3 separate regions of the Homo sapiens genome follow, and all the other regions are linked to region 2. Evidence: read pairs that join two places in POLR2A ChIA-PET (ENCODE). Cell type or tissue: OCI-LY7. All regions are shown on one strand. Links, peaks and the distances in the headings refer to the core of each region. The heading gives the core; the rest is flanking DNA. Region 1 overlaps ARID5B (AT-rich interaction domain 5B). Region 2 has its middle 5.5 kb from the start of ARID5B. Region 3 overlaps CABCOCO1 (ciliary associated calcium binding coiled-coil 1).

The links. Peaks named below come from ENCODE experiments on the same cell type or tissue, not always from the same donor. Only the 100,000 strongest peaks of a DNase experiment are listed, where the experiment ranks them.
Region 1: POLR2A ChIA-PET joins it to region 2 with 10 read pairs; 9 of 35 experiments call an interaction of 5 or more read pairs at or near these places.
Region 3: POLR2A ChIA-PET joins it to region 2 with 13 read pairs; 14 of 35 experiments call an interaction of 5 or more read pairs at or near these places.

The regions. Positions count from the first base shown.
Region 1 is chr10:62,085,403-62,094,519 of GRCh38, forward strand. ARID5B (AT-rich interaction domain 5B) reads left to right here. Exons shown (of 10, transcript NM_032199.3): 9 at 300-498; 10 at 5,460-9,117. The coding sequence ends at 7,628. Among named protein-coding and RNA genes, the nearest start is that of LINC02621, 170 kb to the right of the region's middle. In OCI-LY7, for the core only: no CTCF peak of the experiment used is centred there; no DNase peak of the experiment used is centred there.
Region 2 is chr10:61,891,823-61,900,504 of GRCh38, forward strand. No RefSeq gene overlaps it. Among named protein-coding and RNA genes, the nearest start is that of ARID5B, 5.5 kb to the right of the region's middle. RefSeq lists an enhancer at 5,016-5,185 and a silencer at 8,399-8,568. In OCI-LY7, for the core only: CTCF peaks have their summits at 5,283 (motif pointing right) and 6,077; DNase peaks (open chromatin) are centred at 5,329, 6,019, 6,739, 8,589 and 2 weaker places; H3K4me3 peaks cover 3,979 bases; H3K27ac peaks cover 3,737 bases.
Region 3 is chr10:61,747,527-61,755,526 of GRCh38, forward strand. All of the region lies in intron 5 of CABCOCO1 (ciliary associated calcium binding coiled-coil 1), which reads left to right. Among named protein-coding and RNA genes, the nearest start is that of CABCOCO1, 89 kb to the left of the region's middle. In OCI-LY7, for the core only: CTCF peaks have their summits at 3,582 (motif pointing right) and 3,782; a DNase peak (open chromatin) is centred at 3,625.

The sequences.
Region 1 (9,117 bases), core at 1,118-9,117, 190 kb after region 2:
GTGCCATGGGGAGTGATGGTGATATTGTTAATGTTGGATGCTTCCATTGGTATCTTGGTCTATAGACCCACAAAACCAAAAAGAGGTCTTGCTGAGAAGTATTAAGTTACCAGGTACTGATTTTGACCAAGGAAGCAGAACACTAAAGTGTAGAGTAAGTTTATAGAAGTATAGCACTGTCACTGGAGATGAAGTCATTTAATAATTTGCTTATATTGAGAAAAGAAAGTAAACCCCCATAGCATTGATGCTACTGGAATTACTCAACTGACCGATCATCTCTTCTGTTAACCTTTTAGATTAATCCTACCATATGAAAGATTTATTAAAGGAGAAGAAGATAAGCCCCTGCCTCCAATCAAACCTCGGAAACAGGAGAACAGTTCACAGGAAAATGAGAACAAAACAAAAGTATCTGGAACCAAACGCATCAAACATGAAATACCTAAAAGCAAGAAAGAAAAAGAAAATGCCCCAAAGCCCCAGGATGCAGCAGAGGTGAGTTGCTTTGCTCCATAGAAATACCTCTGGAAGACATGTGCTGCCTCGAGGTCCTTCTGGAGCCCTGAATCCACAGCTGTGTCCCTGCACAGTTGGATGGCTTGATGAAGAAACCAAGAAATCTAAGCTTCACAGTTCCCCACATAGTTCCCCAGTTCCTGAAAGCCTTTCAGCTTGCTCATGAGATGAAATCCAATGCCTAGTATTGAATGAGATAGCCCAGGAATAGAATCTAGAAAGATACAAACATCCTGTAGAAAACTGATAGCAAATGCTCAGGCTTCAAGAGAAAAGGGTCCAGAGCCACACTAACATCAAAGAATTTTACTGTGAAAACATGGCTTCTTGGCCGCTCCACAGCCCGTCTATCTGAGGTGCTGGTGCGACTTTAAAACATATTTTGGGGCTGGACATGGTGGCTCGCGCCTGTAATCCTAGCACTCTGGGAGGCCAAGGCAGGTGGATTGCTTGAGCCCAGGAATTCAAGAAGAGCGTGGGCAACATGGTGAGACCCAGTCTCTACAAACAAAGCTCACACCTGTAATCCCAGCACTTTGGGAGGCTGAGGCGGGCGGATCACAAGGTCAGGAGATGGAGACCATCCTGGCTAACACGGTGAAACCCCGTCTCTACTAAAAATACAAAAAATTAGCCAGGTGTGGTGGTGGGCGCCTGTAGTCCCGGCTACTTGGGAGGCCAAGGCAGGAGAATGGCATGAACCTGGGAGGCAGAGCTTGCAGTGAGCTGAGATCACGACAGCCTGGGTGACAGAGCAAGACTCCATCTCAAAAAAAAAAAAAAAAAAAAAATATCAGGCATGGTGGTGCCCCGCTGTGGTCCCAGCTACTCAAGAGGCTGAGGTGGGAGGATAACCAGAGCCCTGGGAGGTAAAGTCTGCAGTGAGCTGTGATTATACCACTGCACTCCTGCCTGGGTGACAGAGTGAAGCCGTGTCTCAAAAAAAATGCTTTGGAGGTCCAGGAAAGGGGACCTTGGAACTGTGGTGCTGTATCCTGCAAGACTCTCCTGAAAACTTTAGAGAAGTGTTTGTCTCCCATAATTGATTTCTGTGCAACAGCCATGGGTTGAGACCAATTTAAGAAAATCTTAAGTGTGGCCGGGCGCGGTGGCTCACGCCTGTAATCCCAGCATTTTGGGAGGCCGAGGCGGTGGATCACGAGGTCAGGAGATCGAGAGCATCCTGGCTAATACGGTAAAACCCCGTCTCTACTAAAAATACAAAAAATTAGCCAGGCGTGGTGGTGGGCACCTGTAGTCCCAGCTACTCAGGAGGCTGAGGCAGGAGAATGGCGTGAACCCAGGAGGCGGAGCTTGCAGTGAGCCGAGATCAGGCCACTGCACTCCAGCCTGGGTGACAGAGAGAGACTCTATCTCAAAAAAAAAAAAAAAAAAAAGGAAAAAAGATCTTAAGTGCATATTATTTATAGGGGAATTTTGAAATGGTTCCTATGAAACCATTATTATTTTTCATATTAACAGGTAGTTTCTGCACTTTTTAAGCCCCCAACAGCCTTTTGGTAGAAGCCATTACCCCCAGCATGTAGCCAGTCATGTAGGCTGATCTGGGCTCCATTTCAACATGAATAATAAAAAACGCTGCTGCCCATTAAAAAAAAAAAAAAACTGAGCAGCCACATTTGGAGACAGCATGTTCTAGGATTCAACCCCAGAGGGAATTTTGATGCTGATATTAAATACCCCCTAAAAAATCAGGTTTATAATGAACACATAAGAGGCTCCATAATTAAACACTGGTTTAAATTGCACATGTACAACACGCACCAACCTCCCATCTAGACATCAACTTACCCAGCTGACTCTTACATAAGAAAATAGTATTGATACCAAGATTAGAAATTTGTGGGTTTTTTGTTTTTATTAGGTTTCATAATTATTTTAAGCTCTAGTAACTAAAAAGGGGGAGGAGGAAGAAGATGATGCAGATTTTTTTTTTTTTTGAGACAGAGTCTCTCTCTGTCTCCCAGGCTAGAGTGCAGTGGTGCAATCTCGGTTCATTGCAACCTCCGCCTCCCAGGTTCAAGCAATTCTCCTGCCTCAGCCTCCCGAGTAGCTAGGACTACAGGCATGCACCACCACACCCGGTTAATATTTTTGTATCTTTAGTAGAGACAGGGTTTCACCATGTTGGTCAGGCTGGTCTTGAACTCCTGACCTCAAATGATCCTCCTGCCTTGGCCTCCCAACGTGCTGAGATTACAGGTGTGAGCCACCGTCCCTGGCCAGATGATGCAGATTTCTCAACATCTGCAAGCTTGCAACATAAATGGCCAAAAGCAAGGAAATTCCAAGTGCATGCTTACATTCCATTTTTCCTTGATACTTTTGGCCTGGTGATTTATTATAGGGTTTCAGATGAGTGTGTTCTATTAGCTGCCATATGTACACAAAACACCAGGGGACAAACTGAGGACCAAGGGGACAGCTGACCGTTGAATATCTCCAATTTGGGGATTAAGTTTGAAATGGTTGGTTTGTGAATGGTAGGAGGAATCTTTAGCCTATGCACTGAGCCTGTCAGCTTGGATGATGACCATGCCCAAGAGTGGAGCCTTACTCCCTGGAGTCCATAGAAACCCTGAAAGCTGTTAGGCTTTGTGTTTCCTGTAGGCTGCAACTGTTCCCTTCAGGGAGCTGTAAGTGTCTCAGGTTTTGAAAGTTGTCATGATGAGGTTATCTAAACCTCATGGAATCTTCCACCCTCTCCAAGGTTGACCTTATAATACGAATCACTTCTCACCTCCAACATAGAACCATGTTATTAGCCAGGTGTATTTTTTCTCATTAACTCTATTTGGGGTTTTTGGTTTGGATTTTATTGTTTTCATCGCTTTTAGTTTTTGGTGTTTTCAATATGAAGCGGTGAACTCAATGGAGATACAAAGGGTGAGAAATTCCCTCTAGTTGAATCCACTATATTCAAGTAATGGGATTGCAAGTTGCATGGTGGGAAGCTAACATTTAACATACTAAGCAGATCATAAAATGTCTTACTAGAAAAAAAGTCCTTTACTTTTTTCTGCCTAGCTTTCAAAGACTTCCTAAACCTGTTTTACAACCCGAAGCATGGGACTCTGATATAACTGCAGTTCTACATCATAGAAACTTCAATGAGACTGAGTATCCCTCATTGCCCTGCGTCAAACTATAGCCCCATAAGAAACTAACAATTAGATGCAATTTGCCTTTTTCCCTTGCCATACTCATTTGTCTTTATTTTTGTGTCATGTATAAGCTCAAGAGACCAATGTGATGATTATTAATGTAGAAGAAGTAATGATATTTGTACTGGAAAAGGCAGCTACTAGTACAAAAAATAAAAAGAAATAATGATGATAAGCAAAGTCTCTTAGGTATAACATGTCCCTAAAATTCAGGGTTTTTTTTTTAAAGGGATTTAAGGAAAAATACCTGTGAAATAGGTGTGATTTCTTAAAACTTTTGTTCCCACGTATTCCTAAACCAGCATCCTCAATCTTACCCAAAGATGCTAATTGGCAGACCCACCCTTCCTTCCTTCCTGCCTGCCTGCCTTCCTTCCTTCCTTTCTTCCTTCCTTCCTTCCCTCCCTCCTTCCTTCTTTTTCTTTTTTTTTTTTTTTTTTGTGAAAGTTACACTCTTGTTGCCCAAGCTATAGTGCAATGGCATGATCTCGGCTCACCGCATCCTCCACCTCTGGGGTTCAAGCGATTCTCCTGCCTCAGCCTCCTGAGTAGCTGGGATTACAGGCACCCACCACCACACCTGGCTAATTTTTGTTTTTTTACTAGAGATGAGGTTTTGCCATGTTGACCAGGCTGGTCTTGAACTCCTGACCTCAGGTGATCTGCCTGCCTCGGCCTCCCTAAGTGCTGAGATTACAGGCACATCTTTTCTTAACAGAGAAGAACAAAGTTCAAGGGATGAGATGGAAAAAGGAGGGGAAGAATACCAGCTCAGTACAACTGTTTTGTGACTGCTCTGCTAAGACATGTCAGGGCAGAATGACAGCAGTTTTGAAAGGGCTTGTCAGTCAGCTGGGTCATAGATGGAAAGTTAAAATGACCTCCTAAGGTCAAAGTTTATATGGCTGCATAATGCAGTAAATGAGTCGAATTGGTACCCACAACTTCTGTCAGTAGGGTCACATAAGGAGTGTGTCTGTCTCATTGACTATAATTTATTTCATTCAACAGCAAAGCTATATTTGCGGTGGCACTGACTGTCTGAATTTTGACAACTTCATTTTGGGCTTTAATAGAAATGTAGTTTGCTGCAACCTAGAAGGACTTAGTCTCCTCTGTCCCTCTGGTAGACAGGCTGCCAAGAAATCTTCATACTTTGTCAATATTTTAGCATTATCTGCATATCATCTGGCCCTGAGTAGAAATTATTAACACTTATGCATTGCTAATCTTCAGTGCATCATATTGAATACATTGGGAAGGGATTTGCCCTGTTAAGGAAAGCAGGGAGTTGCAATAGGTTTGTTGTTTGTCGTTAACATGGGGTTGGTTGGATTTTTGAAAGAGAAATGCTTTAAAAAAATCTTTCTCAGGAGTATCATAAAACACAACATGTAATTTAAAACCCATTTGGATAATTGACTGATTTGACAAGAAGACAACCTTAGAATTAAACTATATATTAGAATCAAGGAGTGATATGATTGTATACCATCAGTACATAATACTTTGCTATTTTGATAGGTATCTCATAAGGGACTGAAGCGAATATGCATATTTCCCCTAATGTTTCTGTAATTTAGATTTCTTTGTTTAGAGCCATGATTGGGGAGTAATAAAGCTTTACAGAAACTTCACGAGCTGATTGACAAGCCTGTTTTCAAGTAAAACTGCTGTGTGGAATATTTTATTTCATAGCAAAACATGTCTGTGTATTTGGTTTTCTTCTGACTGTCTTTTGAAATATGTTACCAGGTTTCATCAGAGCAAGAAAAAGAACAAGAGACTTTAATAAGCCAGAAAAGCATCCCTGAGCCTCTCCCAGCAGCAGACATGAAGAAAAAAATAGAAGGGTATCAGGAATTTTCAGCGAAGCCCCTGGCATCCAGAGTAGACCCAGAGAAGGACAACGAAACAGACCAAGGTTCCAACAGTGAGAAGGTGGCAGAGGAGGCGGGAGAGAAGGGGCCCACACCTCCACTCCCAAGTGCTCCTCTGGCCCCAGAAAAAGATTCAGCCTTGGTCCCTGGGGCCAGCAAACAGCCACTCACCTCTCCTAGTGCCCTGGTGGACTCAAAACAAGAATCCAAACTGTGCTGTTTTACAGAGAGCCCTGAAAGTGAACCCCAAGAAGCATCCTTCCCCAGCTTCCCCACCACACAGCCACCGCTGGCAAACCAGAATGAGACGGAGGATGACAAACTGCCCGCCATGGCAGATTACATTGCCAACTGCACCGTGAAGGTGGACCAGCTGGGCAGTGACGACATCCACAATGCGCTCAAGCAGACCCCAAAGGTCCTTGTGGTCCAGTCGTTTGACATGTTCAAAGACAAAGACCTGACTGGGCCCATGAACGAGAACCATGGACTTAATTACACGCCCCTGCTCTACTCTAGGGGCAACCCAGGCATCATGTCCCCACTGGCCAAGAAAAAGCTTTTGTCCCAAGTGAGTGGGGCCAGCCTCTCCAGCAGCTACCCTTATGGCTCCCCACCCCCTTTGATCAGCAAAAAGAAACTGATTGCTAGGGATGACTTGTGTTCCAGTTTGTCCCAGACCCACCATGGCCAAAGCACTGACCATATGGCGGTCAGCCGGCCATCAGTGATTCAGCACGTCCAGAGTTTCAGAAGCAAGCCCTCGGAAGAGAGAAAGACCATCAATGACATCTTTAAGCATGAGAAACTGAGTCGATCAGATCCCCACCGCTGCAGCTTCTCCAAGCATCACCTTAACCCCCTTGCTGACTCCTACGTCCTGAAGCAAGAAATTCAGGAGGGCAAGGATAAACTCTTAGAGAAAAGGGCCCTCCCCCATTCCCACATGCCTAGCTTCCTGGCTGACTTCTACTCGTCCCCTCATCTCCATAGCCTCTACAGACACACCGAGCACCATCTTCATAATGAACAGACATCCAAATACCCTTCCAGGGACATGTACAGGGAATCGGAAAACAGTTCTTTTCCTTCCCACAGACACCAAGAAAAGCTCCATGTAAATTATCTCACGTCCCTGCACCTGCAAGACAAAAAGTCGGCGGCAGCAGAAGCCCCTACGGATGATCAGCCTACAGATCTGAGCCTTCCCAAGAACCCGCACAAACCTACCGGCAAGGTCCTGGGCCTGGCTCATTCCACCACAGGGCCCCAGGAGAGCAAAGGCATCTCCCAGTTCCAGGTCTTAGGCAGCCAGAGTCGAGACTGTCACCCCAAAGCCTGTCGGGTATCACCCATGACCATGTCAGGCCCTAAAAAATACCCTGAATCGCTTTCAAGATCAGGAAAACCTCACCATGTGAGACTGGAGAATTTCAGGAAGATGGAAGGCATGGTCCACCCAATCCTGCACCGGAAAATGAGCCCGCAGAACATTGGGGCGGCGCGGCCGATCAAGCGCAGCCTGGAGGATTTGGACCTTGTGATTGCAGGGAAAAAGGCCCGGGCAGTGTCTCCCTTAGACCCATCCAAGGAGGTCTCTGGGAAGGAGAAGGCCTCTGAGCAGGAGAGTGAAGGCAGCAAAGCAGCGCACGGTGGGCATTCCGGGGGCGGATCAGAAGGCCACAAGCTTCCCCTCTCCTCCCCTATCTTCCCAGGTCTGTATTCCGGGAGCCTGTGTAACTCGGGCCTCAACTCCAGGCTCCCGGCTGGGTATTCTCATTCTCTGCAGTACTTGAAAAACCAGACTGTGCTTTCTCCACTCATGCAGCCCCTGGCTTTCCACTCGCTTGTGATGCAAAGAGGAATTTTTACATCACCGACAAATTCTCAGCAGCTGTACAGACACTTGGCTGCGGCTACACCTGTAGGAAGTTCATATGGGGACCTTTTGCATAACAGCATTTACCCTTTAGCTGCTATAAATCCTCAAGCTGCCTTTCCATCTTCCCAGCTGTCATCCGTGCACCCCAGTACAAAACTGTAGGCTCAGCTCTGCCCAGCAGTCCAAAGCGGCATGGCCAACAGAGCTTCACTCCTTACCCAGGAGTGCTGGCTTATAGAGTTAGAAGTCAGTATTTCTTCTAATCTGAGGCTATGATCAGTCCCAGCTGTAGGGGCCCAGAGGGGAGGTGAACATGCCTGATTTTTGTGGGACAACTCTAGCCCACAAACTGACTGGCTGGTGAGTCTTGACTCCCTTCCAACACAGATGCCCAGGCACCTCCAGATCATTCACTTCGCACGTGGGCCTTGTGAAGGGATTTGTGAATATCCAGGAAGAACTTAGAGGACCCCATCTGAGTTCGGATGGTCAGGAAACAATCTGGGCAAAAAAGAGGCAGGCATTTCAAAGGAAGGGGCAAGGAAGACTGGCAAACAGATGGCAAGGGATGCCCCTCTTTTTCATAAAACTCTCCAAGGTTCAATCAATGCAATGTATAGTGAAACTTCAATAGATCTTTCATTTTGACACTATTAAACAATCCAGAGAAGTAAACACTGTTAAATTGACTGTATATATTTGCTTCTTAAAACTACCTGTATCACTGTTTGCTCACCTAATTTATATACAGGTAGTTCCATTTTCTCCCAGTTCCTTCTCGTCTTTTTTTTTTTTTTTTTTTTTTTTTTTATTAAATGGTATTGCTTTTGTTTGCAGGTCTTTTTGTTTTTGTTTTGTTTTTGAGGCTGACTGACTGTCCTAGTTGTTGTGTGTTTGTAATTTTTCCACATCTTATTTTGAGCAGCTTTGGGTGGTAAAGTTATTGTTTACAAATTGAAGCAACTGATTCTAGTGGAACAAATGAAAAAGAAACAGTCAAGCACACAATAGTGCAAAGAACGTTCCTTTGTAGATCCGCAACTTAAGGATTTTGTTCCTCATAAATGGCATAGTTGAAAGAGCTTATACACTGCTTACCCAGCCAAATGCTTTGCTTTGAAGTATTGGGTTCTGTGAAAATATTGAGCATTGTACTTACCTTATCTAGGCTGTGAAACTGTCCTACATACCAGAGAATCATAAAAACAAAAACCTCACTGGCAGCAAGCTGCCGAATAACAACAGAGTCTAGAGGACATATTTGTGGGCTGCACAGATATTTTAGGAATTTCAGAAATTAGAACAGGAGCCAAAATGATTTACATTGGCGTTGGCACTGATTCCTTTAAATGGTCTGGGAAAGGGGGTTGGGAAGAGGATGGAGCTCAACTGGCCAGAAGAGGAGCAGCTGCAGTCCTGATAGCTTCTCTAGCCTCGGTCTTTTGAGTGATAAGTAGTCATGTTGTTTTCATCCAGTTGGTTTCTTGTCATTCCCAAGAAGAATCTCCCAGGCCACATCTTTGGGGATAACTGACATACTGGATTAGCCTTTTCAAAAGAAAAGTCATCCTATTTGGTTTTATGGGGTGTGAGTTTTGTGTGTACACACACAGAAACATGTAAGGTGGTTTGGGTCATGTTTTTAACCACC
Region 2 (8,682 bases), core at 683-8,682:
AATGAATAAGTGTAGTTAGCTACCTCCAGTTCTTTTTGGAAGTAGACAGAGTATAAATTATAAATATATACATCACACATTCATACACAATGAATGTGATTATCATATCCTCTCAGCCTATGAATAACAGATAAAATATACCAGAATGCTGAGAGGGTTAATCTGAATGTATGCGTGATTTTGAGAAAGGACGAGGGAGCAGATTTAGTTAATCCAGTGAAAGTCATCGCATACAAATTTGCAAACTAAAATACTCCCTGGGCTGAGGTCATGTGTTTAATTTTAGCAAGTAGGGTGAATACGTTTGGGTAGGTATTTATACTAAGCAGTGGACTGAGCTGGAGATGGGTTTGACAGTGGAAACAGTGATACAACCTTTATTATTTTCAATGCAAAAAAAATGAACTATTAATGTGATGTTCTGGTTGAAAATTTAAACTCTCAAAAAATCTGGAAATTCAAAGTCATGGTACCCATAGCAACCATAACTCTGCCCCCTTGCATGCCCAGTGTGGAGTATTTTGTATTGCAGTACATGCTGTGAAATCTATGCCTAAATGTGCTATATAGCAGAGTTACAGTTGCTGTGGGAACTGTAACTTTGAATTGCCTGCCTTTTGTGTCATTAAACTTTCAGCTGAAGTATTGCATTAAAGGAGGTTTTTTTTCCTCTACTGCGTTTCCTCATTTAAAAAAAAATTGATTGGGCACCTTTTTTAAAAAAGGATGTAAATGATGTTAGATTCAAATAGCAGGATAATGCATTCTAGCTTCCCAGATACATGCACTGATATAGCATTAGTGAATTACCACATTTACATATTTCAACCTGCAATAACAAGTCATAAAATAATCCTCTATTTATATAGCACCTTTAATCCTGAAGGGTCCCATCACACACACAGACACACAGTAACCGAACCACTCTGGACAAGAAAACTCAATAAATATTTAACAGCGCCCAACAAAATCATACAGTGCTTTAGGACAAGCAGTAAGGAAGAAAGGCACTGTCATGCAGTGGTCAGAATACAAACCAAGGAGTGAGAATTCTCATGCTCCACTCTTACTTTTATGATGGCATGGGCTCTCCCCGTGACCTTGTCAATGATTTGACTGCCTCACAAAAACTCTGAGTATTCCTTTTTTTTTTCTATCTGTTTACCAAGGAAGTATTTCTAGGACCAAAGGCAAGAAAAGACTTCAAAAGGTCATTTGGTTGAGTTGACTACTCCCAACCAAGGGATGTATCTCCATATTCTAGAACAGGAGTCAGCAAATTTCTACTACAAAGGGCAAGACAGTTAAATATTTTAGGCTTTGAGGGCCATACGGTCTCTGTCACAACTACTCAATTCTGCTGTTTTAGCGCGAAAGCAGCCATAGACAATACATAAATGAAAAAGCATGGCTGTGTTCCAATAACATTTATTTACGGACACTGAAATTTGAATTGCATATAATTTTTATATGTCACAAAATATTATTCTTCTACTGATTTTTCTGAGCCATTTAAAAATGTAAAACATGTTCTTGGCCTGGGTGCTATAGAAAAGCAGGTGGTAGGCTGTAGTTTGCTGGCCCCTGCTCTAGAAGTCTGAATTGTATATCATGTTCAAAGATACCTATACAATGTGGTGTGCTTTCAAATCTTTAACAATTAGTTCCTCACCCCCAAAAAGGTATGTATGTTTTATTTAAATATATACAAAGATCTAGATCTAGATATATAGATCTATATATGTATATATGTAGGTCAAGTTATGCACATATATGTGTGCAATTTTATTATATATTTTGCAGATATACAGGAAGTATAGCAGAAATGTGCAAATAATAATTATACACACTCTTCATTGTGAATTCCAGATAGCTAATTTATTCTCATAGAATGCTTCTGTTCCTGTTTGCTGAACTCTGCTATCCATACCTAATCTATGGTTGCAATTAATAAATAAGTGTAGCTCTAACTTTAATGTTGATTGATATTTTCACTTATATTAAGGAGTACAATAAAAGAGAAAAAACAGAGATGTATCCCAGAACTTCCCTCTTTCATCAATGACATGAACACCTTCTTTGCTGGTATCAAATAATAGTTTTCAAAATATTTCCTCAATTGTGCTTTCACAATATGATTGGCTACAGGCTTGACACACTTTTAAGTTAAACCTAAGTCAGAGTTCTCCAGAAAAACAGAATAAGGTGTGTGTGTGTGTGTGTGTGTGTGTGTGTGTTGTGTGGAGTATGTGTAGAGAAAGAGAGAGAAAGACAGGGACAGATTAATTTATTATGAAGAATTGGCTCACATGATTGATTATGGAGGCTAAGAAGTCCCAAGATCTGTAATCACCAAGCTGGAGACCCAGGAGAGCTGATGTGTACTTCCAATCTGAGTCCAAAGGTCTGAAAACCAGGAAAACAGATGTTTCAGTTCAAATCTGAAGGCCGGAAAAGACCAATATCCCAGGTCAAGCAGACAGTCGAGAGGAGTTCCCTCTTACTCAGCCTTTTTGTTCTAGTCAGGCCTTCAACTGATTGGATGATGCCCACCCACGAGGGGGTTTACTTTGCATATCATTTGTCTGCATTACTCAGTCTAGTGATTCAAACGTTAATCTCATCCAAAAACACTCCCCCAGATATACCTAGAAAAATGTTTGACCAAATATGTGGGCACCCCATGGCCCACTCAAGTTCACACATAAAATTAATCATCACAATCTGCAGTATTAACATTGTCTTCATCACTTTCTCAAGTCCAATCAACAAAACAATGAATCAAGCTCTGATTTGTAATGTTTGCTGAATTCCACGGTATAAATACCCCACCATGGCCTATTTCAAGCTACCAATGGGATGTCAATGGATGTGAATTGGGAAGAGATGGGGAGTAGCACACCCTTATATAGTAGAGTTGGCCCTCCATATCCACAAGTTCTGCATCTGAGGATTCAACCAACTGCAGATTTAAAATATTCAGAAAGGCCAGGCATGGTGCCTCACGCCTATAACCCCAGCAATTTGGGAGGCCGAGGCAGGTGGATCACTTGAGGTCGGGAGTTTGAGACCAGCCTGACTGACATGTTGGAACCCTGCCTCTACCAAAAAAATACAAAAATTAGCCAGGTGTGGTGGCGCACGCCTGTAGTCCCAACTACTCGGGATGCTGAGGTGGGAGAACCGCTGCAACCCAGGAGGCGGAGGTTGCAATGACCAGAGATTTCACCACTACCCTCCAGCCTGAGCAACACAATGAGACTGTCTCAAAAAAATACAAATAAATAAATAAATATAAAAATAAGTGAAAAATATAAATAAGTGAAATAAGTGAAAAATAAAAATAAGTGAAAAATAAAACAATATAACAACTGTTTACATAGCATTTACATCATATTAGTTATTACAATATGATGATTTAAAGTATAAGGGGGATGTGAGTAGGTGATATTCAAATACTATGCCATCTTATATAAGGGACTTGAGCATCCACAGATTTTGGTATCTGCCAGGAGTCCTGGAACCAGTCCTCTGAGGATACTGTATTGCGGCCACAAAAATACAAAAGACATAAATAACCTCCAGAGTATAGATAACAGTTAAATATAGTAAAACAATTAGAGTGTTGAGGGTATATTACCATTGTTTTCTAATATAATTTATTTGAGAGCTTATATAATTTAATGTTCAATAGTGGATGTGTTTGACATCTGACTTGCAAAATTTCTGAAAATGTAATCATCAGCTCTAGGGAGTCTGCGGGAACTAGTGCCAGCACATCTCTAGAAGGGCGTTGTTTAAGCCCTGAGGGAAATTCATCTGGTCCCCTACTATCTTTGTTGAAAGCCCACCCAATTTTATTTTGGCCAAAGCTTATTGGAAATGAAAACAGAACCAACCTCACTGTTTTTCTTGGTATTATTTTTCTTCTGAAGTACACAGATCTCCTTATACCCTTAGTGAATTACCACGTTTACATATTTCAACCTGCAATAACAAGTCATAAAATTATCAGTCTGTGACATGGCAAAATGTAGGTGGAGGCGGTCAAGGGACTTGCCGGCACTTCCATGGGTCTGAATGACTCCCCAGCAAGGGCAGCTGCCTCTATACAGATGACCAGCCTGGATAATTCTGCCACAATAACTGAGAAATTCCGACAAAGCCAGAATTAGGGTTTGAGTCCTGCAGATAATTATAGTCATGGACATGGAGACACAGCAAATCAGAGAAGAATGATCCCCTTGACTTTCAGTCTAGTGATTTACCTACCGTACCCACTCTGCTTCTAGGTAATGAGTTACTTAATGCTTGTCAAGTAATTATAAGTTGTAAATCACCAAATACAAGGCATCATTAATGTCCGTTTGAAACTGCACAGAGAAATTTTAGTAGGCAATATATGAGTGCCCCATTGGAGCCAAGACTCCATGTCTGTACATTTTTTCTTGTCTCCTTTAAAAAAAAATCAGGTATGGCAAGATGTTTTCATAACCTCAGATGGTTGGGACCTCTGTTTTGAGTATGACCTATGATAGGTGTTCCCAGGAATTTCTTTAATACCATGCTGGGGGGAAATTTGATCAAATTATTTATTAATATGTGGATCACAAATGAGTCTGAAAGCCTGAGTCACCACTACCCTTTCCTCCAGCACCCTGCCATTTGAGATGGAATGCCGTGGCATTCTGAATAGAGGGGCAAGATTACAATTTAGCCAAACGTCATATATGTACCCCGCAGTGCAGGCAATTAAAAAAAAAAAAAGCTTAGTTATTTCTATACTAAGTAACCCATAAATGTCAAGGGCACTTGAAGGCAATGAAATTGTTAAAATTAAGGGGTGTTAGGGTGTATTTGTGATTGGGGTGAGGGAATGGGACTTGGCTTTAATTTACAAACAAATTAGAAAAAATAAACAGACTCAGCATTGCTATTGTAACTGGAAAGGCTTGAGCAAATTTAATCCAACTTCCTGCATAATATTTGATTAATCTCAGACTCGGGAGGAAAATCAAGATGAGATAGGAAGTCTCCATCTGTATCGAGGGCAGGGGAACTTGGGGCTTCCAGTGCCCACAAAGGGCATCACATGACCCTTCCCAGGGGATCACTTGCTCCGAGTTCCCTGTGTCTCTCTTGGCTCCGGCTCCAAGTTCATGAGAAATCTGTCCCCATACCCATCCTTCTGAAGCTTCCAGCCTTTACCACCTGGACCTGGGCTGGAGTCCCACCCCCACCACAGCTCTTGAGACAGGCGACGAATAGACCCAAATTTGAGATGTAGCTCAACCTTTGACCACTAGAGGTCTCCTGGAAAGCAATGACCCGTATAACCCGGTTGATCCTCCTTCAAACCAATAGACTTGTTGCACTAAGGCTTGGCGAGCCTGCTCTGCTCAAGGCCTCCTTATTAATAACGCCACCCGCCCCCGCCGCTCACGATGGCGCCAGGCATAGAGGGGGATGGGACCAGGCGGTGGCTGACCCTCAGACAGTGCTGGTTCTTTACGAATCAGTCTGCAGACTCCAGGGCTACCCCTTCGAACCCCACTTACTGACCAAGCAAGAGCAGGAGAGCGTGCCTAACTCGAGGTCCCCAGGTGGGCAGCGTGGAGCCCCACAGACTTCCAACCAGCGATGGACTGGGCAAGGGACCCACGTTCAGAATCACCTAGCATCAGGTCCGCCAACAGGCCAGAATCCACTCGCCCCTCGCTTCGTCCCCCTAATTCCTCGTCCCCATTACCCCCCTTCACCGCCTCCGTTTTGCCTCCGGATCGCAAAAGTGACCCGAGCTTTAACCAGTGGAGAGAGATCAGGGAACAATTCACTGTCCCTATTCTCATCCATGTGGTATTTTCTGGGAAAATTAGTGGCTTCTAGCTGGAAGAGGAAAGAAAAGGGGTGGGGGGGTGGATGGCTGAGGGGGAGCAAGAAAGGAAACAGCCAGGTTGAATTCCCAGTCTTTATCAAGCAATTCGCTCACCAATGAGAGAAAGCTGCAGTGGCAGATTCGAGCCACATGCGGTAGTGTGTAGCAATTAGTAGATAAAATGCTGACTAAAGTGCTAAAACATGAAGTATTATTGTAGCCAAGGTCAAAAATGCTTCAGTTGTCTTTTGCAATTTGGGGGAGGGGAGGCCCAGGGGTACGCAGAGAGGTTTGCATTTTCGAAATGGTCGCCTTCTTTCTTCAAACTGTACTTTTCCTTTTTTTTCTTTTTTTATGATCCTGTTTATTATAGTCCAAGCTGCCTAATTATGTCACTGCTGGTTTTTGCAACTAACTTAATCCTCCTGATCCTTTATGAAGCGATTCACAGACACTGAATAATGTCTACTGCTCTCCCATCCCCTTGAGGGGCAAGAATGATTTTTAATTTTTTACCGTGTAAATACACGAGATTAACTTAGAGAGTTGGATTTTTGGCTAGTAAAGCAGCAAGAATATAGGTGTGTGGGTACCGGATTCTGTGTTTCAGTACAAGAAAGAGCCCAGAAGTAGTGGGTCATATAAACATATACTACTCTCCCTCCCACCTTTTATACACAGCAAGTTCCAGCTACAAGCTTTTTTATAGATAAATAAAGCAGTTGCTTTCATGATTATAACTGTCCTGAATGGATTGTCTTCTTACAACATTCAATCTGTTTATGAGTATTTACTTTACATTAGCCCAGGGACCCTGCACTGCAGGAGTTTGCCTCTATTCCCCTGGGTGTCGGTGTCTCAAGTCTTACATCTGCTCTGTGATTGATGGAGCCTTGAATCCACGTTATTACTCTCTCACAAGCAGAAATCAAACAGGCTATTAACTACATTACTTCAAAGAACTGTTTCAATACAATCTCCTTATCTTAATTGAAACTTTCTTTGTATGGATATTTGCTACACAGATAATTTACAGGTGCCTATCAAACATCACATTAAAGAAGAGGTAAAATTGAGGGATTTTTGGGGGGGAGGGGTAAACACTATTGTGATCTGTAATTTTAAAAGGCATTCACAGTATTGGTTTGATTTATTAGATTTATTATGTTCACGGGGGGTGGGGGCAGTGCTGTAAAAAGAGGGGGAAAGATACCCCTGTGATTCGGTTTTGAAATTTAGCATTCATCTGATTACAAGGCTGCGGATATTCAAAAATATTCAGACCCAGATCCCTGCAATTGTTAACATCTCAGAAACCTTATCGGAGAGATAAGGCAGCATGCATCCTAGTTCAGTGCCTACCTTGAAGAGCTGAAGAAACAGGGTTTCTAATTAGATGAAGTTCGTTACACACTTAAAGACTTACAGCACCAAAGACAGTAGAAGTAGCTTAGATGCTGTAAAGAGCTGTATAATTTTTTAAGAAAGAGATTTAATATACAATTGAGGGATACCCTCAGGCATTCTGTTGAGGTTTCCTGCATAAATGCTGCTGCATTGGTCATACAGGAAACTGACTCAGAGTCGATCTCAAATACGATCTTGTCAAAATACTGCAACTCAAGTTTTTTTAATATAGGATTTCTTGAACTGGATGTATATATTTACGCTAACACGACAGAGACTAACAGAAGCTTTAGGCATATCTATTTTTAAAAAAGACATGTAAAATGCCCCTCAGTCAAGTCCATTCATATGTTAAAAATGAACAAAATGGGCGATTCTAATCAAACGTCTGCAGTATGCATTATAAAGTTAAAAAGAGAGAGAGAAAGCGCAGGAGAGCTATAATTTCTCTTTGTAACCCATGTTTATAAAATAGAAAGATCAGATGAAATTTCAAGAGATAATTAAAGAGTGATGTGCAAGTCATAATTTGGCTAATGTTAAAGATGGGAGACTGCGAATTGTAGTCCTCCATGGTGCAGAGTTGTGATATTACTTTAAATTATTAAAATAGTTTTCGACAGCTTTCAGAATACCGGCTCTTTGGCATGGGCTTTTATTATTTATTGTAATTAGAGGATCTGCCATTTTCTTTCGTTTATCTCTGTGTGTATAGAAACGAGATAGATTTTGCCTTTTATTACTTCCCCATATTCTGAATCAAAAATGTGGTTTAGATAATGTTAAGTGCCCTAATTCTTACTGCAGCGGACGCAGACGTTATGAAAAGGCATAAAAATACACACAGAGGGTCTTTCCACCTCAAGTCACTGAATATGAGGCATTTGTGCTCTGCCGGGTGTATTAACTTCAGCCATGTGAATATAATTTTCATTAAAGTAATCCTGTTTCAACTAGATGCTGTGACTAGAGGTGAAACGTTGCGAAAGCGTTAAAAATAGCTTACTAGTAATTTCAACATCCTGTAATTTTATCACAGATCAAGTTTCAACTGTCATACTATACAGACCTTATTCCCCATATAGTACATGTTTACTTTTTTAGCATGCCAGACCCACTTTGGAAAGATTGGTGCCAATATAATAAAAGCTGGAGGGGGGGTGTGCTGGAAGGAGTGGGAGGAGAGCGGGGAAGGGGGTGGGGGAACGTGGGGGAAGCGAGTACACCATTTTAAATCAACACTGCGAAAATGCAATCTAGCCTGGCGGAGGACCGGCAGCTGGGTCGGAGCTTGCGAGGGCTTTGCAGTCTCTGCCTGTTCCTTGTTCTGTCGCTCTTAAGTTTCTCTGTGTTTGCATAATAGCCGTGCATGCAAACCTCGCAATGCTCCAGGGCTCCAG
Region 3 (8,000 bases), core at 1-8,000, 140 kb before region 2:
GATTGTATAATTAGATTAAGCCAATTAATGCTGTGGCTTGGTTTTGCAATGTTCCTTTATTATTTGAATGCTTTTAGCCCTGGTTTCTTGTTTCTAGCAGAATTTCCCAACAGTAGCTCATTGTCCTTGCTTGGTTTTGATTACTTAAACAATGTTAGCTTTGCCAGAGTCGATTGATACTTCGATCTGCTGAAGTGATATGTTGCAGAATGTGCTGTTTTCTGATTTTCTTATCTAAATATTAGTTGCCTAATGTACAGAGTTAATTTATAAATACTGGGAAGTTCCCTGAATCAAGTAAATTAACATACTGGGCCAGATTCACCAGCTTCCTTAGCAAACCCTCACATCAAGGCTGTCTTCATGCAAGTGTGAAAACCAGAACGACCCTTCAAAAGTTTTCCTGGCCAGAATAACTCTCTCATCAGATAATAGGCTATACTCATCCTAATATTCCAGTTTTATCACCACAATCAATTCATTCTACATAACTTCACCTAGCATGGACACTTTTTGGAAGACCATTAGCATAGGATGAATATGGAAAAGCCAAGGAGCAGGACTGGACACCCAGATGAGGAGCAGCCTGATGTATAGGTTGTATTGGGGAGGTGAAGAGCAGGGAGATACGGGGGAAAAAAAAAACCCTAAAATTTGGCACTATTAATTAAGAGACTATATAACAGGGGAAAATAGCAATAGATAGTGACTTACTGACCATATAAAACTACAATTATTTCCTACATTTAATTCTTTAGTAAATATTTATTATTTTCCCACTATTTCTTAGCTACCTGCCAGGCAGTGAAGTTGGGAACAAAACAGACCAAGTCCTTACCCTCAGAGAGTTTTGTTTAGCATTGTTGTAGACATAAATATGTCACATGGAAATTTAAAAAACAAAAAGCCTCACACTTTTAAGCTTTTTCTACATGCCAGGCACTGTGTGAGTACCTTCCACATACTGATTTAGTCCTCTGAAGAAAACACGCAGTGGGTGACCACTGTTATGGCCGTTTTCTAGACAAGGAAACTGTGACCCTTGCTGCAGAACTGTGAATGAATGTGAATCCTCAGAGAGCTGCAGTTATGCCTTTGACTAGTGACAATGACAGTGTTTTGACCTAGCAGATGATACAGCTTTTTTGGTGTTAGAGTTTTAAAATAGTATTTGTGCAGTAAGATCGCATTCTCTGTTTCCCACTCAAAAAAATAAATTATTCAAACCACGAAAATAGGTGCCTAAAATCCACAGGGCAGAAGCAGCACTCTAGGCCCTGTGGGACCACTGTTGAGAAAAAGCCAATGCACCCCTGGGCCTCTGTTAGAAGAGTAACTTGGTACAGCTGTATAATTCCTTTTATGAAATGGATGGGTCTGATCAGGAATCAGAGCCTCGGGATGGACAATGAGACTCATCCACAACAGAACTAATATCTTATTCACCCAGGTTTGACTTTAAAATTATATCAGCCATGAAAATTATTTCACTGCCTTCTGTGGTGAACAATCGGGCTATATTTAATTTTAATCATTAATATGTAAAAATAATAAAAGCCACCAAAATAGTCTATAGTCAATTTTCTGATAAAAGTAAATTTATTTTTTCCCCATTTGTGATTTAAATGGCCTCCAGAAAGTTTTTTGCAAGTAAGTGTTAATTAAAAATATGGAAATGGATTTAAAGCACATTACAGTGCACAGTGGAAGAATAATCACAGGAGCTTTGGTCACACGACCATCCTCATTCCTCTATGTATTTTTTAACTGTCTAGGTTATTGGTTGTTTTTCTGCATGCCTGTTCCTAGAGAAAACTGTGATTCCAATGAAAACAGTGGCCAAAAGCAAACTGATGCCCCTACGCTTTCCTGTTTACACAAATGAAATAAGCGTGTTCTCAGATTTCTTTATGCACGCAATGCTTTTTATATCTTGCCATCTTTAAAAACTATTCAACCTTTCATTCTTGACTTTCATTGACTTATTTTGGAACAATGCACTGTAGTTAGTGCCAACACTATGTAGAGCCAGTGAACAAATTCTCTTTCTGAATTTATCAGAGAATGCCTGCTTTCACAACTCTAGTATACACATGTCATTTTACTTTTCTGAACCTGTATTTCCTCACATATAAACTAGAGATAAACATTTTTTGGAATCCATAATGAACTACTAGGGTTCCCCTTCCCCCTAAAGTTAGGTGCGTGGGTTTCAGAGTCAGATAGATCCGGGTTCTATTTCTGATAGAATTCTCCATTTTCTAGTTGTGGGGCATTGGCTGAGTTATTTAACCTCTTTAAGCTTTTGGCTCTTTCTCAAAACATGAAGTCAATAAAACCTTTCCTCCCAATGCAGTATGATTTGAAGGACCTACTATTTATAACGTGCTTTCTAACTAGCCCAATGCCAAACACAGAGTAAGTTCTCAATAAATGAGAGCTGCTTTTTTTTTTTTTCATCATCACAGTTTATATTCCCAAATGGTGGCCAGCACTGACCTTAGGGCCTCCCCATTGAACAACTCCAGTGGGTACCTTTCACATTGTATTGTGAGTGGGGGACCAGAGGAGGCTCACGGAAAGCAATGTGAATCATGGCCCCTAGAGTCAGGCAACTTATCAGCCCTCCTAGAAATTTGCTTCATGATGTTACTTTCATTAGGAGCTAGGTGAGGGGTATGGTATCTCTGAGGAACTCTTTATGGCTTTAAACTACACTGTGTCTAAAAAACAGTTTAATGATAAGTCAGTTAAAAATAACTACTGGGCCAGGGGTGCAGTGGCTCATGCCTGTCATCCCAGCACTTTGGAGGCCGAGGCAGGTGGATCACCTGAGGTCAGGAGTTCAAGACCAGCCTGGCCAACATGGTGAAGCACTGTCTCTACTAAAAATACAAAAATTAGCCTAGCGTGGTGGCGGGTACCTGTAATCCCAGCTACTTGGGAGGCTGAGGCAGGAGAATTGCTTGAACCTGGGAGGCGGAGTTTGCAGTGAGCCGAGATCGTGCCACTGGACTCCAGCCTGGGCAACAGAGCAAGACTGTGTCTCCAAAAACTAATAGTAACTATCAATGAAGTCAAATCAGTGAGAATCTGTCTGGTTGTTTGGCATTCTGCTAATCAAACAAATACTCTAGGGCTCCATTGATATGAAATACAGATAGTTGCACTGATGCAACAATACAATGACTAGGTTTGCTTCTCCAAGTGTTACCGTTTTTCAAGAAAAATATTTAAACTGACTTGTAGCTGGTCTAACAAACTAGGCAGCCCTGAAGATTTTTAGATGAATGGATAGATACTCTGATGAAATACTCAACATCCAATGAATGCCCCCCGTGTATAAAGGCCTGAGCTAGGGGTCCTTAAGATGAATATGACGTGCCCCACGTCCTCGAGTTGTTTCCACACAATGGCGAGAAATCACTCTACCTGGCTGTCACTCAAGGCCAATGTGACAAATACTATGAAGTTGAATAAGCAAGATACTCTGCGAGCACAAGGGCGATGACGAGAAACTTCACAGAGTTGATTGAGCTGGGTGGAAAGTCCAGGTGGATGAGATGGCCTGGCAGGATGCAGGGAAAAGCTCCCCCAGCAGAGGGAGCAGCACAGGCAATACAGGGCTGAGACCACAGCTTCCTCCACCCCTTGCTTTGCTTCGCTCTGCTTTGCTTTGCCTTGCTCTTTTTTTTTTTTTTTTTTTTTTTCATATAACAATTATGGAGCACCCACTCTGCTGCAAGCACTGGGCAAGCAGGGAAAGAGTGAGTGGTCTAGTACAGCTGGAGCTCGAGATCTGTGAAGGCAAGAACATGGAGTTGAATCCTTCAAAAAATAGAAGGGCACAGGTGGGACAGGCATCAGCAGGTGCCCCCAATGAGTTTTATGGCTGACTTAATGTTAGGGACAAGGGAGAGGGAATAACTGAAGACAGCTGCAAGGCTTTGAGTCCAGTAACTGAGAAGCTGGTGATGCCACCAAACGATAAAGGAATTGGAGGAGGAGCAGGTTTGGGGAAGGTAATTAAGGAAAAATAAATGGACAAGCTTCAGCCTGTCAATGATTCCAGTAAGCACTAAATGTGTACTCCAAATATTCTTCTACATCGTGACTGAAAAATACTGAATCTGGGGATCTACACAGGCAAGCAACTTTGAGTTTTGTATAAATAGAGAAAAAGCCACTTGAAATTTAGTAACATAAGATACAACATCTGTAGCTGGACTAGAGACGACCTAGTCCAACTCCCTAATTTTACAAACAAAGAAACCACATCTCAGACCTACTCTCAACTGAGCAGCAGAGCCAATCCAGAACTCTGACTACACATTTAAGGGGAAAAAAATCTACATTTTTAGAACATTCAAATCTGGAATCAAGATACCACCTAGATTTTTCAGAGCTGCTGCTATTTCAGTTTGTTTATTTTTAACTAAACTAGTATGATTCGCAGACTGTAGGTGAAAGGTCTCTTTTGAGAACATGTATTGCTATGTACACCGTTGTCCACAAAATCAGTTTTGTAGTTAATTTCTAAGATTTCAGATTTCAAGAAAAGCCAGGGAAACTTAGAGTACCTAGACCCATTCTGTATAAGGGAAGACATGCTTCTTTAGGTCATTGAAATAATGACATCTGCCATATATGGAATAAAAGGCTGCCTTGCCTAGGAGGAAGGGCTTGGGTGCTCACTGAAAGTGTCCTGTTTCTAGAATGCCAAGCACATATGACTAATTGGCAGTAGTTTCCTCCAAAGCAAGAAAATCCTGCCTGCTGACCAGAGAAAAGTGCCTAATACGGTTAAAGAATCACTAAGTGAGACTTTTTTATAAAAAAGGAAAAAAAAAAAAGGGTAGGGGCTAGGGAGAGCTAAGCAGAGAGGGAAATATTTATAACTGTAACAACATGTTTCCTGGTAATAATTTATGAGCCTACTGGAGAAAAGGGAAACACACAAACTATGAATAAAATATCTAAACGTAAACATCATGCTTTCTGCAAATTTCTTTAGTTAAAAATTAAGGCTGAGGTTGACTAAAGTAAATGACTGCATTTTCGTGGTCTCTTATTTCCTTGATGCTAAGGGTTACCAACTGATTTACAACTTCCTGTGTTGTTTTTTAAATCTATATTTGTCAGCACATTTTTAATGTCAGATTACTTAAAATAGACATCTTGGCTCTAAGAGGTCAGAAATAATAATATTAGGTTGACTTCTCTAAAGATTTCATAGCACTTTACAAGTATTCTAATTTAGCACCAAAGCTTTTTATTTCTAAACGAATATGGTTTTAAGAAGCTTAGCCCCCACTTTCAGTTGTGGACTTCGGGACTGAAGTGCAGTTCAATCAGTATGCTTTGAAGTTAAGTAAATTACATGATAGCTTTATCTAAATAGTTTCAGCCTCCTCCTATTCAGGTAGTTTCAACTGTCAACAGGAAGTGCATGAAAAAAGAAAGACTCGAACCAAGGACCTAGAGTTCTTCCATTGTAGTTTCTTTCTGTTCTAACCATTATAATTTATTATCTCATATGATTTCTGCAAATTATCGGTACTTATTCAAAAAGAGTATTCTCTAATATGAGAGTCATGAAATAGCTTCATCTTCATATAAGCTGTCATAATATGTAATGAAAATGCAATGTCCATAAAATAAAATTTTTAAATATTAAACACCTCAATTTTAAATAGAACGCTCTAGAAGAAACTAACCAAAAATCTATGATTAGAATTGTTTGAAATATTTTATACTGAGTTCAAGGGTATGCCTTGAACCTAGTAAGCTAAACAAATATACTCTGAGTGGCTTGTAAAAAATATTTTGAAAAGCATTCAATTTTTTTAACTATTTATAATGGAACCATACTTTTCCATCTCTCACCCTGAGGAAGTTGCAAGGTAAGGTCAATCTAAGAATCAAAAGTACAATGCTGAATTTAGTAGTTGAAGAGCTCCGGTATTTCATTTTCACAAGAGAGACGTGTTGAAAGTTTGCCCTGTAAGCCCTGACTCTTTACTTTTGACAAAATTTGTTAAGGGAATCTTTTAAAAATGAATGTAATCAGGGCAACCACAGGCCATATTTGAAACTGGAAAACAAAAGATAAAGAGAGTGATAAATTGGGTGGGGGAAGGGGAGAGGCAGATTTTCTAATTGGAAAGTTAGGTGTAAACACTCTCCTTTTCTAAATAGGTGGCTTGCCCTAATCCTGATCATGCTACATATCTACCTCATTATGTCATTCTATCTAGGTCTCAAAAGAGAAGTTGTTTGGGACCAAGGAACTCTTCAAATAACGTGGTATTGAATATATGTTTGATACTTTAAAGACTGTCACTATATGGAAACAGAGTGATAGCATGTCCTCATTAACAAATTCTTCCCAGTTAATTGGGCTGCTTGAGCAGTGTTAACAATTACATATAAAAATAGCATGGACCAGCATCCTCAATATGGCTATTCTAGTCTGTCTTTCAATGATGGCATTAGAAAGATGATCCTTTCAATAATAACAGTAATTATAAGTAATAATAGTAATACACCTTGAGGTTTAATAATACTTTCCCTTTGAAGAACTCCCAGCATTTTCATCCACATTATCTAGTTTGTGCTTGAAACAATTCGATGAAGTAGCCAGGTAGCAATTATCATTATCCTCCTTTTACAGATAAATAAACTGAGGCCTAGGGATTTTCTTAGCATCCCACAGTTAGGAATAGAGCCAAGTCTAAAGCCTATAATTCAGTGATCTATCTTCCAGATTATTGCATCTTTAGAAAATATCTGGGTATCTGAAGGACTGCTCTATCCCTCAGGAAATGTTTGCACCACGGCCAGATCAAAACATCTTTTCCTTTTAAATTGCATTTACACTACAAGAAGGTGCTCCTTTTCTGATTCATTAGAGAGGATTTTATTGTCTGAGGTCATTAAAATAGGAATACTCAGATTTCTTTCCAAATTGTAGTATTGGCCTTAAGCAGGAGTACACTTAAAAAGTCAAAAGATATCTAAAATACTCTGGAATCAGTTACTTTAATCATCTAACTTTTTAAAAAATGATTATTTGAAGCCCAAGCGAAACAAGATCAAATCAAGAGATAAATAAAAATGGGCACAAGGTGTTAACTGGAGTGTCCTAGCCAGATTGCAAATTGGTTTACTGTGGCCTGCCAACTTAAATTTCTCCTTGCAGCTTCAGCTGGAATGGGTAATCTTCATTTCCTGTCCTAACTTGTTGTACTGTGTTACCGTTCACTGTTTAGGTGATTAGCATGTGTGGATCTAATGGTCTCGAAGCTCTATTAAGTTATAAATGTTCAAACTACCAGTATGCTGTGGATAAAAATAGAACTTGCTATTAGATGTCTATTCATACTCTGCAGAAGCCTGGCAACATTTTGAACCTTTTCAAAATGTAAATACTGCATATTAAGCATAGGAAAGAAAATTAATGTGCTGCATTTGCAAATTTATTTCCAAGTCAAAAATGCAAAGGAGGAGGAGGACTCTTGTTAGCAGAATTGATATTCTACATTTACAGAGTATATTAAGAAGTTTGTAATGGCCCTATCACAAAAGAAAAATACTTTAAAAATGGATTAATTAGTTTCTCTGATAATGTTGGCTTTTGAATTTCCTCTTTTCATTTAAAATTTATGGCCTCAGTATGACATTACTAGAGTTTATTGCATTTTGCAGGTGGCATTCATATGTTGCTACTTTATGTGCCATATATTGTGGGCAATGGGTTGCAAGTTTTTGTTAAAAATTTCCAGAGCCACACAAGTACTTCTTAATTAGACTTGCAAATGAGTAATGCCTTTCTTCAAGGGGGGGAAAATAGTTAAAACATTACAGGAATTTCTGTGCCTTTTTTCCCTTAGTTAATAGTCAGGAAAGTTTGCAATCAAGTTTACTTCTTGAAACTTTGACATTTTATACTAAGTTCTGATTTACATATGAAGTCATCATCTGACAATTCCAAACAAATG